Regions from separate parts of the Homo sapiens genome. Here all the other regions are linked to region 3. The links are chromatin contacts, found by Hi-C in ENCODE. All regions are on one chromosome and are shown on one strand. Each heading gives the region's core, a stretch centred on a gene start or an enhancer-like site at or near the end of the contact. The rest is flanking DNA. Distances are from core to core; before and after follow the strand shown. Region 1 overlaps MEF2C (myocyte enhancer factor 2C). Region 2 holds the start of MEF2C-AS1 (MEF2C antisense RNA 1). Region 3 has its middle 35 kb from the start of LUCAT1.

The links. A loop is a pair of places that touch in the nucleus more often than their neighbours do. Pooled maps may share reads with other maps.
Region 1: a pooled map shows a loop between it and region 3 (2.4-fold over the local background). The contact joins two enhancer-like sites. A Hi-C loop is called at or near these places in 2 of 37 single-sample maps with no recorded cell type and 2 of 50 pooled maps.
Region 2: a pooled map shows a loop between it and region 3 (5-fold over the local background). The contact joins the promoter of MEF2C-AS1 here to the enhancer-like site in region 3. A Hi-C loop is called at or near these places in 2 of 37 single-sample maps with no recorded cell type and 4 of 50 pooled maps.

The regions. Positions count from the first base shown.
Region 1 is chr5:88,731,146-88,736,052 of GRCh38, reverse strand. It overlaps MEF2C (myocyte enhancer factor 2C), which reads left to right. Exons shown (of 11, transcript NM_002397.5): 7 at 4,152-4,324. Among named protein-coding and RNA genes, the nearest start is that of GSCAR, 36 kb to the right of the region's middle. RefSeq lists enhancers at 660-759, 3,451-3,730, 3,851-3,900. Within about 2 kb of position 1,617, at least 9 of the 41 ENCODE cell types and tissues checked have a DNase peak (open chromatin) inside an H3K27ac peak, as active enhancers do.
Region 2 is chr5:88,881,959-88,886,844 of GRCh38, reverse strand. MEF2C-AS1 (MEF2C antisense RNA 1) reads right to left here and starts at 3,515. Exons shown (of 10, transcript NR_136219.1): 1 at 3,360-3,515. MEF2C (myocyte enhancer factor 2C) reads left to right here and starts at 3,661. Exons shown (of 11, transcript NM_002397.5): 1 at 3,661-3,890. RefSeq lists an enhancer at 2,554-2,603.
Region 3 is chr5:91,277,150-91,281,968 of GRCh38, reverse strand. No RefSeq gene overlaps it. Among named protein-coding and RNA genes, the nearest start is that of LUCAT1, 35 kb to the left of the region's middle. RefSeq lists enhancers at 568-1,509, 1,252-1,511, 1,510-2,451. Within about 2 kb of position 1,813, at least 39 of the 41 ENCODE cell types and tissues checked have a DNase peak (open chromatin) inside an H3K27ac peak, as active enhancers do.

The DNA.
Region 1 (4,907 bases), core at 368-2,867, 2.5 Mb after region 3:
GGTAGATTAAAAAATGGTTATGCCAATGGCAGAATTAGCCATGGTCCATAGTGACTAATTCTGTTTATGCTTATTAGTCTTATATGCTTGTATTCATAATTCAAAGTCCTAGAAAAGAAAAAGAAACAAGTGAAGAAAACTCAAAATGCCTAAACATCCAAATAAAAGAAAGTTTCAGAACTTTGAGCTCAAAGAGAGCTACATGTTCAAGTGAGCTCTGTGAGACAAGGCAAAATGCCTTCCTCATAATATCTTAAGCCAGGAATATGTTCTTTGAATTTACGACTTCTTAAAATAGGAGTCAATAAAAAAAATGCAGCAAGTGTTTGCAAGTTAACTGGGGAGAAAAATGTTTTTCTCCTAACACCACATTCAAGTTCTATGTATTGACACTAATATGAGTATATACAAACTTGTAACCAGAAGAGGTAGATTCTCTAATCCTTTATGTAAGTTAACTCATATATGCTTAAATTTGTTATTTTTATGTAAAACAATATTTTTAATCAAATGAAACTATAAAACAAACTGACTCTAAAGTTGGTCTGTACTTCATTTTCTTATAATCTATAATCAGGAAATCCATTCACTCCTGCTTTATAATTTTTGTGCCTTTAAGTGGTCAGAGGAATGTGACATCTGCATACAGTCACGTCTAAATTGATAATTGTCCAGGCAGAGGGTAATTTTAAAACATAGCATGAAAAAAGGTTGAATCCATATATTAGAAGGTTGTTGAGAGGTGGTGTTTCCCACCTCCCGGACCCCTGAATTTAAATGCGACCATTCTCTTTGGTGAATTTATCTTAAGGTGGGACAACAGGCTCAACACAGGCCGCAGCATTCTGAGTGAGGAGGAGGCTGCGGTTTCCCAGCCGGTTTAAATGCAGGCTCTTCTTAGCAGTAAACCACACGCATGTATTCATCATTGATTTTCAAATCATAGGTTTCTATATCACTGGTTTAGGATCCACAGTCTTGCATTCCTGAATCTATATTATGTCCAAAGAATAACAATTTGGTGGCTGGAAACAGAAATGGTTATTATACGGCTCCAAAATGCTAGCTGGCACAATATGCTAAAAACAGCAGAAATTCACTAGCAAAAAGCAGAATTTATTTGTTCTTAAAAATAACTTGATGCTCTAAAAATATGAATTTAAGAAGTGTCATCATGGTTCAAAATATTTTACATTTCAGTATGTAAACACCTTAAAATATGTGACTAATCTTCTAAAATGGCGTAATTTCCAAATAACAGGAAATATTCCAAGAGAAAAATAGAAGGCTTTTAAAATCAATTTTTTTAGTTTTGAGGTATTTACTGAATGAAAAGCTACAATGTATATTTACTTTTTTTTCCCCTACTGCTGCCCTGAATCACTGTTTAAAATGTGGGCAAAAAGACATAGGCTTTGTTGGAATTTCTCAGAGAGTTTACTGTAGAAAATGCTAAAAAAAAAAAAAAAAAAAAAAAAAAAAAAAAACAAACTTTTCTCAAGGCCTCCGTGAAGCATTTCCATTTTCGCACACTGGCCCAGTGCTTGTCATATCACAGGACAACACATTTCACGAAGCGGTTTTACTTCCTTTTAGCAAAATAACTCCTCCATGCAAACCAGTATCGGCATCTACCGAGCTGGGGTTTTAGTTTCTTCTGATCTATTCAAGCTTCATTGCACTGCTTAACAGACTTTTTTCTCCCCCTTCTTTTGAAATTACCCAGCTAATTTTCCATTTGATTGTTTATATAAACCAGATCTCACACAGGCTTAATAGATAAGTGACATATGTCTTCAGTGTGTCCATCTGACCTTCAGCTGACAGCAAAGTATAGAGCAGAATTGACCTTGATGTTCTTATTCTCTTTTTATCCCGTAGAATCTATTAATTCAAACTAAGTTCATAACATATTCACAATAATGATTCAGGATGACATATTAAATATAAAACTCCTCTAAGCACTCCATTTTGTCAAGCTTTTTTTTTTTAAGTGAACATACTCTCTTTTGTTTGTTTTTTTCTTCTAGTGAGAGGAAGTAAATGCATTGTTTTATGTAACAGCTTTTGCCATGGAATACTGTTCGAATTTACTGTAAAGAAAATTTGGGGGTTTGTCATATTTATCTAGCTTTAGAGAATTTGGCTAATATTCCAGAAGTTTTCTTATAGAAGGGAATTGATATTCAGATTCAACCAACATTTCTTAAGTGAGTCCTGTCACTTAACACACGTTTTGGGGGTGTCCAGTTTGCTTTATTTTTGTTTTTTTGCCCCAGGAACTGGGATAATTTTATTCATAATCCAATTGACAGACTTAATCTTGTAGTTATTTGTTATATATTCAGCCTGTTTATTCATGCATAAAATGAGACAGGTAAATGAATGGGATATGAAGAACAAATCTGCTTTATACAGTGTGCCTCAAATATATTTTGCTTCTAAAGATGTTCCCATAAATATCTCCTGAAATATACCTTTGCTCTGCCTTCCCAGTTCCTCATGGCCTCTATCTCAGGCCATCAAAGTAGTCTCCAGACTGGTCCACACTAGCAGGCCTTACTAATTCCTGAGTATACCAATGCCAGTAGATCTTTCTGACCACTTAGAGGTCTGTGTCATACCTCTACTCTGAAACTTTCATTTCCACCATATAAACCCAAGGACTTTTAGCCTGGAATTTGAGATCTCCACAGCCCAACCCCTGCATCCCTCCAGAGCCTCTGACACCCCTCTCTTTTCACGGGTCCCCTTCTAAACAGGTTCCTCTCAGTGCCCCTTACCATGCTCTTTAAACTCCTACCTCAGCCCTTTCCTACTGCCCAGTCACAAGCCTAACATATCTTCCTATGGCCTTTCTTTAAGGCCCTCATCAATTCCTGCCTCTTCTGTGAATCTTTTATTGGATCACCTCTTCTCTCCCGGGAACTCAATAACACTTAATCTGGATTACTCTGCAGGCACCTCACCCTACGCTGCCTTGTATTGGTCTTTATGTTTTCCATGAGTATGTATTGGATTACCACAAAGAGATTTCAGAGCTTTTCAAGCCTGGGGCCTTGTCTTTGCATCCTCACTGGGTAGCACACAATCTCACTCATGCAGGGGTAATAGATACTTGTGTTTTGTAATGATGGCAATAACAATGAGGTTTAACTGTCTCCTTTAGAAAGCTTCAGAAAACAACTGTCTAGTTTCTAGCAAGGATTGTTGAATCAGGTAGCTGAGTTCTCTTATTCTCCCTTCAGAGGCAGTGGAGGAAATCAGCAGATGTCTTTCTGAGTCCACTGTCATGCCAGCTCTGCTGGCATTTGTAATCAACTCCTCCCTAGCTCTCTTGGTCATATTTTGAAATATGAAAAACGCAGACCTTGGGATACCCACTTTTCTGTTAGTAGGATACTGAACATCAGAGACCTAAGAAAACCCTTTCAGTCTTCCAGTTCAATGGCTATTCCTGTGCCTTGGTGAATCAGCACTTTAGCGGAGGCATCATCACTTCATTTCAGCTCCAGGGAAGGAGTCTTGCTTTCTGAAGTTCTGTGTGAGGAGGAAAGCAAGGGTTGTACACTGAACTTAGTAAGGAGGGCAAAGCAGATGGAAGAAAAACCATAGAGAGAATTCACTCAGAGAAAAGCGGAACTGAACAGCAAAATGTGTAAGCGGCTTCCCCTCCTCCTGCCTGTCCTAGAAATTACAGTCTTGCTGGTATGCCCTTTCTTCATTTAAGGACACACAGACACACAAAATAAAACCCAAACCAGTGAACTGAAAGAGTGAGTCACGCCAGCCAGGCCTCCGCCAAGCTAGTCAATTAAAGTGCAAGACCAGTTCTGTGCTTTTCTTAGACCCTGAACTACTGTCTGACTTTCTTCCTGAATATTTTTGATAGGAAAAAAAGTATATGCTGACTTCTGAGCAAGTTGATGTATATTGGCTCTCTTCTCATAAAAAGTTTTTAATCTTCCTTCAGAGGACTATTGAATACTTAATTGGGTTACTTGTCCCATGGAGGTCAAATCAGTCATCCTATGGTTTTGCAATGTACGTCTTACCATTAAGCTTTTGTTTTTATTCTCATGTTGTGTATTCTTCGGAAACGTATTTGACCTAGATTTCTTCCTAAATGCTTTATTGTTTTTTGTTAACAGGGAACGGGTATGGCAATCCCCGAAACTCACCAGGTCTGCTGGTCTCACCTGGTAACTTGAACAAGAATATGCAAGCAAAATCTCCTCCCCCAATGAATTTAGGAATGAATAACCGTAAACCAGATCTCCGAGTTCTTATTCCACCAGGCAGCAAGAATACGATGCCATCAGTGGTAATACAAAACTACATTTTAAATAAATATTGATAATGTTTTGTATATGTTTTGCTGTTTTTATATTTGTCTAACTTGATGAATTACTTAACATTCTCCCAGAAAATTAACATAACAGTGCCATTGACAGAGCCTTGCTTGTATTTAGCTATTATTTCTGGTAACTGGTTTGCATTTCCCTTTTCCGTGTAAAAAAAATATATATATATATCTGGTGAACTTCACTAGGCTGATGTTCTAGGATAAGAAAAACATTTTCTTTTAAGGCTTTCAATTTATAGTTGGAAAAAAATCAGACACTACCATCGGTCAATCTCTACGTCCCATAAGCAGAGTAATAATAGGTAATGAGGTACTTTATAACATAGTATTTTTACAATATTTATGTCCTCAACACGCTGACAATGAGAAAGTACTTTCCACAATTTCTAAATGAACTTTCTCCTGTTAATTAGCAAATCCTTTCTTAGATGTATTGCAATGATTATATCTAATACATCGCATGCCTACACACTGCCTCAATTCATCTTTCCATACATTTACTTCATGAAAATAGCTATCTCTCAAAAGCAAATTAAAATCC
Region 2 (4,886 bases), core at 2,266-4,765, 2.4 Mb after region 3:
TTTCCCTGGAGTTAAAATCCCGAGGAGCATGCTCTCTGTAACTTCTATGACACTTTAATTAAATATATTGCTAAACATAATTCTTTTGAGGGAAAAACAAGTGACTCTATATTTACATTAACAATAAAGCATTTACAACTTAATGTAGGAGAAATATTTGGTGATTAGAAAAAAATAAAAGCTGGTACAGTAGTACATCAATCCCAGACATAATTTTCTTTTAAAGGAATTGTCACCTATTATTTAACTGGATAGACCCTACCTTCCAATTGGTTTAAAGGGTAGAAACATTTTCTGTTTTCCAATGATAGAACTGGAATAGGTTACAGAACTCATTTAACACATAAGCGAACTGAAGCCTAGAAAGGACAAATCCCTTAGTAAGGCACAAATTTTGAACTAGATAGAGAATCCAGGTCTCCTGACACCTAGTACAAGCTCCTCCCTACATGAGAAAATAGTCTGATCCTAACCAAGTATCATTAGATGGCAAGGATCAGGATGATTTTAAAGAAAAAACAAAAACAGAAACAGAAACCAAAAGTCCAGAAGTATTTAAAGAATACAAAGCACACTCTGGATTAACTACTTTGTGGATTACTCATGAATAATTTTAAATCTCAGGTGATTTTCTAATGTATATTTCTTCATATCTCTTCTGCTTCAACTGTAAAGGCTCATGGGAAGAAAACTAATGGTAATATTAACTTAGGTCACACATAATTAAGAAGCTAAATCTGCTGAGGGGAAAATCCTGTATTTTAAAAGGCCAACTGTGATACATTCCAGATCCAAATTATTTTCAAATTATCCAGTGTGGGGTTATACTTATTTTTGAATGCTTGCAGTATCATTAATAATTATGGGTTTGTTATAATGGGTATTATTAAATAATTATTTAAAATATGAAAAGGTAAAATAAAATAATTTCTTTTTGAAAGAACATCTAAAACTGAAGTGTACTGTGGTAAACAGAAATACCCTCTATAATTCATTAAAAACAGCAGGGCTGAAATTCATGTATTGGCTATGTGTTTGCTCATGTCAAATAGACTGTTGTAACTCACTGCATTAATTTTAGGTATTATGGCAATAAACTTAGATGGTCCTTCAAATGCTTTGCTTTTTCAGGACCTTCGTGAATCTTGAAGAAAATTAATTTTATTTTTACCACCATATATAGACATATCTTAGTATTCGAAATATCTTTGCCCTTTAAATTTTTGGATTTTCAGAGAAGTTGTACTTTGAATGGAAACCTGATACAGATGTTCTCTGCCATATTATTAAAATGAATTCATGGTAATGGCAAACTCAACATTTGAAAAACCGGCAAACAAAATACATTGTAAATACTAATCTGCAAGAAATACTACTATTTCAGATGGTTTTTGCTTTGTGACAGTTTGTGATGCATTCCTATAATAAAAGGGAGGGAATGGTCTTAGTTTTGCTGATAGTCACAATGATGAGCTGGAACTTGAAGATTGTTCAGATCTAGTTGTACTTGCCTATAAAATAAACCTTCCCCTTTCAAGTGAAGCCTTGGGACAGTTGCCTAAATGTTGAGGCCACTCTTCTGAGAGAAGCTACTCACATCAAATACCTCCTACATTGAAGCAGGAGGCTTTTTGAACCATACTGTCCTCATATATTAAAATAGTCATCTGGAGGCATATTGCTGAACTTAACAGGAAATACAACTAGTCATTGGGTTAAACGTAGTGCTAAAAGGAATTTTCTAAAGTGAGGAAATCTTTAGTTAGCTAGATATTTCAATATACTATTGTCTAATCTCATATATTCCATGTTCTATTAATTTTCCCTTCTTGCTTTCACAATATTTTTTAAAAAATAGTTTGGTTTAAACATTTTATGTAATCTATAATTCTACTGGCATGCAATCTTGTCTTTTCATGATTCTATACTAGTTGATGTATTTTATCTTTGGCTTTATTGGGCATGGTATATATTAACAGTTGGTTAGGGCGGGAGGTGCCCAATCTCTAGTAGCCTAAATATTAAAGCCTTTTTTTTTTTTTTTTGTAAGGAAAAGTGTTTATCATGCTTTAACCTTAACATAAGTATCCTCCCTTATCAGTCTCTATTTCTGCTTCCTGTGCAGCTGAAACTCTTCAGGATAAGTGAAGTCATCAGCTATCGGCTAGGGTAGCCTAATGCATTTGGGAAGTTGGTTTGGTTTACATGTTAATGACCTGGATGAAGTCCAGTAAGGTGTGGAAAAGATAGAGTGGGGGGAGGGGGGGAACTCCGAGGAAGCTGCTTCCTCGGTAAATATTTCCAAACTGATTAGAAAGTTCATGGCCCCGCGATGAAGTCGAGATCTCAAATACTGGTAATTATTTTATTATTTCGTACATTACTAACATTAGAGAAACCTTTCGGCTCGCTTTCTAGCGCTCCAACCTCTCAGGGTGAAAACCGCGACTTCTGGGCGTGCAGGAAAAGCACGCTGGAATCGAGTGCTGCAGACATCCTGGACCGTGGTTTTTACGCGTGAGTAACGGAGGAGCGCACCGACCGGTGGAAGAGAGAAGTGGCTAACGCGTGTCCAAAAGGGGGAAAAGTCACAAGAGCAACTATTAGGGTCGCGCTCCTATTGGTCAGAGGAAAGATCCCGACTTTAGAAGGACTTTCCTGCTGGCTGGCTCGCAGCGTCCCCGGAGAGCAAGCGAGCGCGCCGCAGCGGGAGACTAGGTTCTCTCCGAGCGTCCTCCGCAGAGGCGCCGCGAGAGGAGCAGGGAGCCGCAGCTCGCCGTGTTGTCTTCATTTCGTGCAATAAAGAATTGTCATTAGGTTTGCGTATGGCATGTGCTATTACCCCACCGTAAAACTAAAATTAGCAAAATGTCAGGAATGGAAAGATTGATTCACCAAGATGCAATTATCATTTAAAAGTGCTTGATTGAGGTACTGATGTTCAGTGATTTATTCTGCATACCATATACATAATTAAAGTAGTGTAGTGGAGTAATTTATCAATCTAGTTGAGACTGGAGGGGTGAGGAGGGAGCTGCTGTATGTTTGTTTTATTAAAATGCTCCGAGGTCTAGTCCCGCCCCCCTTTTGCAAGAGTGAAACTGATGATTTCTCCAGCTCGCGAGGAAAGAGTCAACGGTTTGGGATTGTGGGGGAGAGAGAGACGGAGAGAAAAAGGCAGCGCGAAGCAAAGGCAAGGACAAAATTAAATAAAGGGGGAAAAAAGGAGGCAAAAGACATTTCATCGGACGTGCTGCTTAGAACCCCAACCATTCGTGCTCCGTCTTCCCTACCACCCCCGCCTCCCCTCCCAGTATCCTTCAATCCCCCCCGCCCCCACCACCCCCAGTCTTTTTTACGCGATGTTTCAAACGCTGTGAGCTGTTCTCCTTTTCCCATTCGTCTTCTGTCACTTCCTTCCTGGACGCAGTTTTCTGGACGAGTCTGGTTACTTTTAATCCGACCGGCCGCTGAGAGCCACTTTCTCCTCCTCCTCCTCCTCCTCCTTCTCTTCCTCCTCCTTCTTCCTCCTCCTCCTCCTCTTCCGAGCGGCCTCGGCGCGCGCGAATGCGCGGCCCCGCGCCCCCCCCCTCGCGCGCGCTCCCCTCGCGCGCGCGCACACACGCACACATCGTCTCCAGCTCTCTGCTCGCTCTGCTCGCAGTCACAGACACTTGAGCACACGCGTACACCCAGACATCTTCGGGCTGCTATTGGATTGACTTTGAAGGTTCTGTGTGGGTCGCCGTGGCTGCATGTTTGAATCAGGTGGAGAAGCACTTCAACGCTGGACGAAGTAAAGATTATTGTTGTTATTTTTTTTTTCTCTCTCTCTCTCTCTTAAGAAAGGAAAATATCCCAAGGACTAATCTGATCGGGTCTTCCTTCATGTAAGTACCCCTGATATTTCTCGAGGAAATAGAAAACCCGGGTATTGTCTCTAAAATCTGCATCAATATATTCCACGGCACTGTGTCTATCTATCCCTGTGCCTTTTTTGAAGGCTGAAGTTGAGGCTCGTTGTGCATTCTTTTTCGTTAGATTCCATGATTTCCTTGTTTGTTGCTAAAAGTAACTTTTTAGATAGTCGTATCCGTTTGCCATCAGCTATTGAAATCACTCCTGACTCGTTCCTGTCACACCAGTGTATTTAAAGTTTCATGAAGTTAGTTCACGTCATTAGCATGTTTGATATGGTGGAGCGTGTGGAGCCTGGTGGATTTTAATATTTCACAGCATGTTCTGTGACCTTGAAGTAGACGCCTTAAGATTTAGCAGTTAGTTCACTGTGGAAAGATGCTCCCATGAGTCCCCCCAAAGACACTGATTTGCCCTGGGTTATGCTTCTGAGCCACTAATTCTTGGGATTAGTTTGACCTAAAGCATGGCTGTCTGTCAGAGTATACCTTTGTGCATTTCCTTCCCTCACCAAAGTGCCGGCTTGACAGAGGGCTTCTTAATTGGTGTGGACAAAAAGTAATATCCCTGCCATAGTAGTCTACACATTTCACAATTCACGTTCGATTTCAGCATATGGATTGCTGTTCAGGTCAAGTCAAATACATAGCTGTTTAAAAGCAAGCAAGGTTAAGTCACTTAAATTGCCTTCTCTTTGGACTTGGAATGAAAGTTACCAAACTCGATGATAAAGTTTGTCACAAAGGAAGTATATATAGATGTGGCACATTGTTTATTTTATTATTAAATATTGTGGAAGTATTTAAATTTAATGCTAATGTTACCTTCCTTCCCTGAACATGGCTATTGCTTTTTAAAGGAAATTTTATATCTGAATCACTTCTGACTATTCTAAGTCCAGTAGTTATCATTCTTTGGGGAGAGCCTTTTTTTGTCACATTTTAGGAATGCGTGTCTTTTGTATAAAA
Region 3 (4,819 bases), core at 564-3,063:
TAAAACATCAAATGATGTATGTAATTACTTAAAATCTTAAATTTTTATGCAATAATTTGACTTTTTTTTTAAGGCTAGCGCATTAAGTATACCTCCCATTACAACTAGTTCAAGTATATGAGATTCCATTTCTGGTCCATATTACTCATTTTGCTTTCTTGGGCTCTGATCCTCTCTCGTATTTTCATGTTTCCTATTTGTATTTGTTTGGGGCTTTTCTCTCCTTTACAAAATTGGGTAGTCATGCTTCTCCAGTAACCTTGGTGAGTCAGTTCAACCTCTAATTACTTCAGTCTCCTTGCCTGCAAGAAAAGCAGTCAAACTACACGAACACTCTATTGTTTTGCATCATTTCACACGTACACAGGGATAAGGAGGGAAATAATTCTCCCAATGAAGCAGAACCACCGGTAACAGCTGGCACAACTTCTAAAGACCCAGTCTGTCTTGAAAAACAGCCGCAAATTGTCCCTAAATAATAATTACCCCACCTGTATCAGGACTATCTCACTGACTAGCTGCACTTCATGACACAATACCTGCTATTAACTCTCAGCATGGATATAAACATTGCCATAATATTTTTTAAAACCAACAATGTATCATTTGCACATTAGGACAACAGAATGTTAGTTAAGGCACAGAAAACACAAAGGCATGGCTACCCTGTTCTTTGGTGACTCCATATCTAATTATTACCACACATGTCTCCAGTCTTTAGACAAATTTAGTTATTATAAGGGTGGTTGGACAAATAGCAAAGATTTGATTTTCATTAACAAAGGGCACATCAGAACCGAGTTAATCCTTCCCAGTTACCCAACATTCAAAGCTTCTAGTGCAGTCACTTTCTAGTCATTTTAGAACCCAGAGCAGTGTGACGATTTGATGCTTAAGTTTCAACACGTTTTATTAATCCATTCTTCTTGTGCTTCATTTAAAATATTGGAAACTATAAAAAGATCAGCGTGTTAATCCTCTGCCAGGAAACGGGAAAAAAAAGTTAAAAACCTAACAACAACACGAAAAGAGCAAGAGCGCTGGAATCTCAGCTTTGAGGAAACACATGGGATGAAAGCATCCGCCCAAGCTCTAACCATTTGTCACATGGGACTCTTCCCCTCGGGGGTGAATCCTGGATGTCCCCAGGATGGAGCGAGGAGGTCGTGCGTGCGGGCGAGTGTGTGACTGCAGGGGGCCTTGGCGGCGCGAGGAGGCGACGCCGCCCCCTCCCTCAGGCGCAGGGAGGGTCTTCCAGGAAGCGGCGGATCTCTGCTGACTCCGCGGCTGCGGGCCCCGGGCTGCGGCCGCCCAGGCCGGCACGTAGCGCCGAGCGTGACTCAGCGCTGACTCATCCGACTCGCTGCCAGTGGATTTCCCCCGTCAGCTGCTCGCGCTACTCCTGTCGCCGGGAGCTCGCAGGACTTCGCAGATACCGCTGCCTCCTTAGTCTTTCCTGAATAGCAGAGCAGTCCTGTCGCTTTAAACAGAGCAAGGCAGCTTTCACTGCTTTTGAATCCCGACCGAGCGGGGCACTGCCGTGCTTTGTTTTCTTTGCCTTTAAGAGTGCAATAGTCCACTAATCAAATTCTTTCATCAAAAGAGTGTTGGGACAAATCCCTGACATCGTCCTTCCACTGTGATTTGGAGATGACCTCCACCCAGGTTTCACTTCCGTTGTACCCAGCTCTCGTCTTATTTTTGTCCCTCATTTTGTGAATTTATCCTCTCACTACGCTTGATAACTAACCTTGGCGCAAACCCACAACTGTGGTGACGCAAATCAGGTTGGAACTTGGCATCGTTGTGTGCGGGCAGTGAGGGACTTACTGTAAAAACTGGGGCCTTCATAAAGGCGTTCTTATTTGCAATCCTACTTGCTGATTAGATACCGTGCTCATTTTCTGTCTGCCACTCCCCTTTGAAAGTTCCTGAGACAGGCCGGGCGCGGTGGCTCACGCCTGTAATCCCATCACTCTGGGAGGCCGAGGCGGGCGGATCACGAGGTCAGGAGATCGAGACCGTCCTGGCTAACACGGTGAAACACCGCCTCTATTAAAAAATACAAAAAATTAGCCGGGCGTAGTGGTGGGCGCTTGTAGTCCCAGCTACTCGGGAGGCTGAGGCAGGAGAATGGCGTGAACCTGGGAGGCGGAGCTTGCAGTGAGTGCCACTGCACTCCAGCCTGGGCGACAGAGCGAGACTCCGTCTCAAAAAAAAAAAAAAAAAAAAAAAAAGAAAGAAAGAAAGCTCCTGAGACAGATTTAGATGGACTGCTAAAACCTGTCCATCTAAATGGACCGGTTTAGATGGACCGCTCCCGGTCGTGCTCATTTCTTCTTCCCCAGAGTTCAATCTGCAGCGCAGCAGCAGGGCAGCATTTCTCTAACTTTACCGTGGACCGCCTGCATCAAAAGCGCCGCGGTAAAAATGCAGATTCTTGAAGCTCACTTCAAATTACAGACTCAGAATGTCCTGGCTGGGTGGGGGCATGGAGGCACCTGTCTGAGGTCGGGGCCTAGAAATAATCCATCGTATTAACCAACTACCTATCAGTGATTCTTAGGTACATTTAGGTTTGACAACTATAGCAAGAGGGCGAGGATGTGAGACATTATACTGGGTAGACTCTAGGACTCCTTACGATATAGAACACTGTGTTCTAAAATTGATGTTTAAGTTTTGATGGAAGGAAAAAATATTTCCAAATTTGGTTTTATATATTATATTGTTTGCTTTAACTGTATATTTATATAGACAAATTTCTTTTCTTTTTTTTTTTTTTTCTTTAAAGAGAGAAGGCCGAGGCGGGTGGATCATGAGGTCAGGAGATCGAGACCATCCTGGCTAACAAGGTGAAACCCCGTCTCTACTAAAAATACAAAAAATTAGCCGGGCGCGGTGGCGGGCGCCTGTAGTCCCAGCTACTGGGGAGGCTGAGGCAGGAGAATGGCGTGAACCCGGGAAGCGGAGCTTGCAGTGAGCCGAGATTGCGCCACTGCAGTCCGCAGTCCGGCCTGGGCGACAGAGCGAGACTCCGTCTCAAAAAAAAAAAAAAAAAAAAAAAAAAAAAAAAAAAAAAAAAAGAGAGAGTCTTTCTGTGTTGCCCAGGCTGGCCTCGAACTCCTGGGCTCAAGGAACCCTTCCGCCTCAGCCTCTCCAGTAGTTAGGACTACAGGCGTGCACCACCACTCGGCTCTTTTTCTTTCTTCCTTTTTATTTTTATTTACTTATTTTGAGACATGGTCTCACTCTCTCGCCTAGGCTAAAGTGAAGTGGTGGGATCTTGGCTCACTTCAGCCTCACCCTCCCCAGAATCAGGTGATAGTCCCACCTCAGCCTCCCCAGGGGCTGGGGCTACAGGTGTGTGCCACCATGCCTGAATAATTTTTGTATTTTTTTAAGAGACAGGGTTTCACCATGTTGCCCAGGCTGGTCTCGAACTCCTGGGCTCAAGGGATCCGCCTGCCTCGGCCTCCCAAGGTGCTGGGATTACAAGGGTGTACCACCATACCTGGCCGGCTCTTTTTTTTTTTTTTTAATTAGAACTTTGTTTATAAAATAAAATCAAGTTTCTATAAATTTTCTTTATTTCAGAGTAATATTTTTCCAATCTGACTTTGTGTCAGAATTACCCAAAGAGTTATAGAAAAACTCTTAATTCCTTGACCAGCCCTCAGGCTTAAAGACACTATCTCTGAAAGTGAAGCCCCCCAAATAGGCATTTTTTTCTTTTTTGACATGGTCTTACCCTGCTGCCCAGGCTGAAGTGCAGTGGCATGATCACTGCTTGCTGCAGCCTCAGTCTCCCAAGGGTCAGGTGATCCTCCCACCTCAGCCTCCCAAGTAGCTGGGGCTACAGGCGTGTGCCACACCTGGCTAATTTTTGTATTTCTTGTAGAGATGGGGTTTTTCCATGCTCCCCAGGCTGGTCTCAAATTTCTGAGCTCAAGTGATCCGCCTACCTAGACCTCTTAAAGTACTGGAATTACAGGCATGAGCCACGACACCCAGCCAAAAATAGGCATTTTGAAATGCTTTCAAAGTTAGTCTTTGAACTTTTTCAAAGTCACCACTATTCCCAAGTAGTAACATCAGTAACTCCAGGGTAGTTGGCCTATATTGTTCCATTATGGTGCTCATTCATCTCTCAGTCTGCAGTGTTTCATTTGGAAATCACCATTTTAAAAATAAAATTATGCTAAAAAGGAATTTGATGAGATAAAAGGAAAAAGAGAAAAAAGTGACCACATAAAATATCAGCTCACTATTATATTCATAAATTCACTTATTTAGAAAACAAGGTTGAAATATTTGTATTCTAAATCTTTTGTGCAGGTGGGGAGAGGGAGTTGATTGGACAATAATCTTCAAGTGTATTTTGAAATTTTTAGGTCAGGTGTGGTGGCTCATGCCTGCAATCCCAACACTTTGGAAGGCCAAGGCGGGAGAGAGGATTGCTTGAGCCCAGGTGTTCAAGACCAGCCTGGGCAACATAGCAAGACACTGTCTCTAAAAGAAAGAAAGAAAAGTAATTGTTTTCCCCTTGGATATTTTGTTTACTTCTTTTCTTTTCCTTCCCTCCCCCTCCCCCTCCCCCTTCTCCTCCTCCTCCTCCTCCTCCTCATTCTTCTTTCTTCTTTAGGGGAGAGGCACAAGACACAAGTTCCATGAATACTTCTTTTCGTTCCACTGGGTTTTTCCATTTAATCTCTGCTAGCATTGTGGCAAAAAGCCAAAAATCCTAGATCTGAAACATGCCTGACAAAGACATCTCGGCTCACTGCAACCTCCACCTCCCAGGTTCAAGTGATTCTCT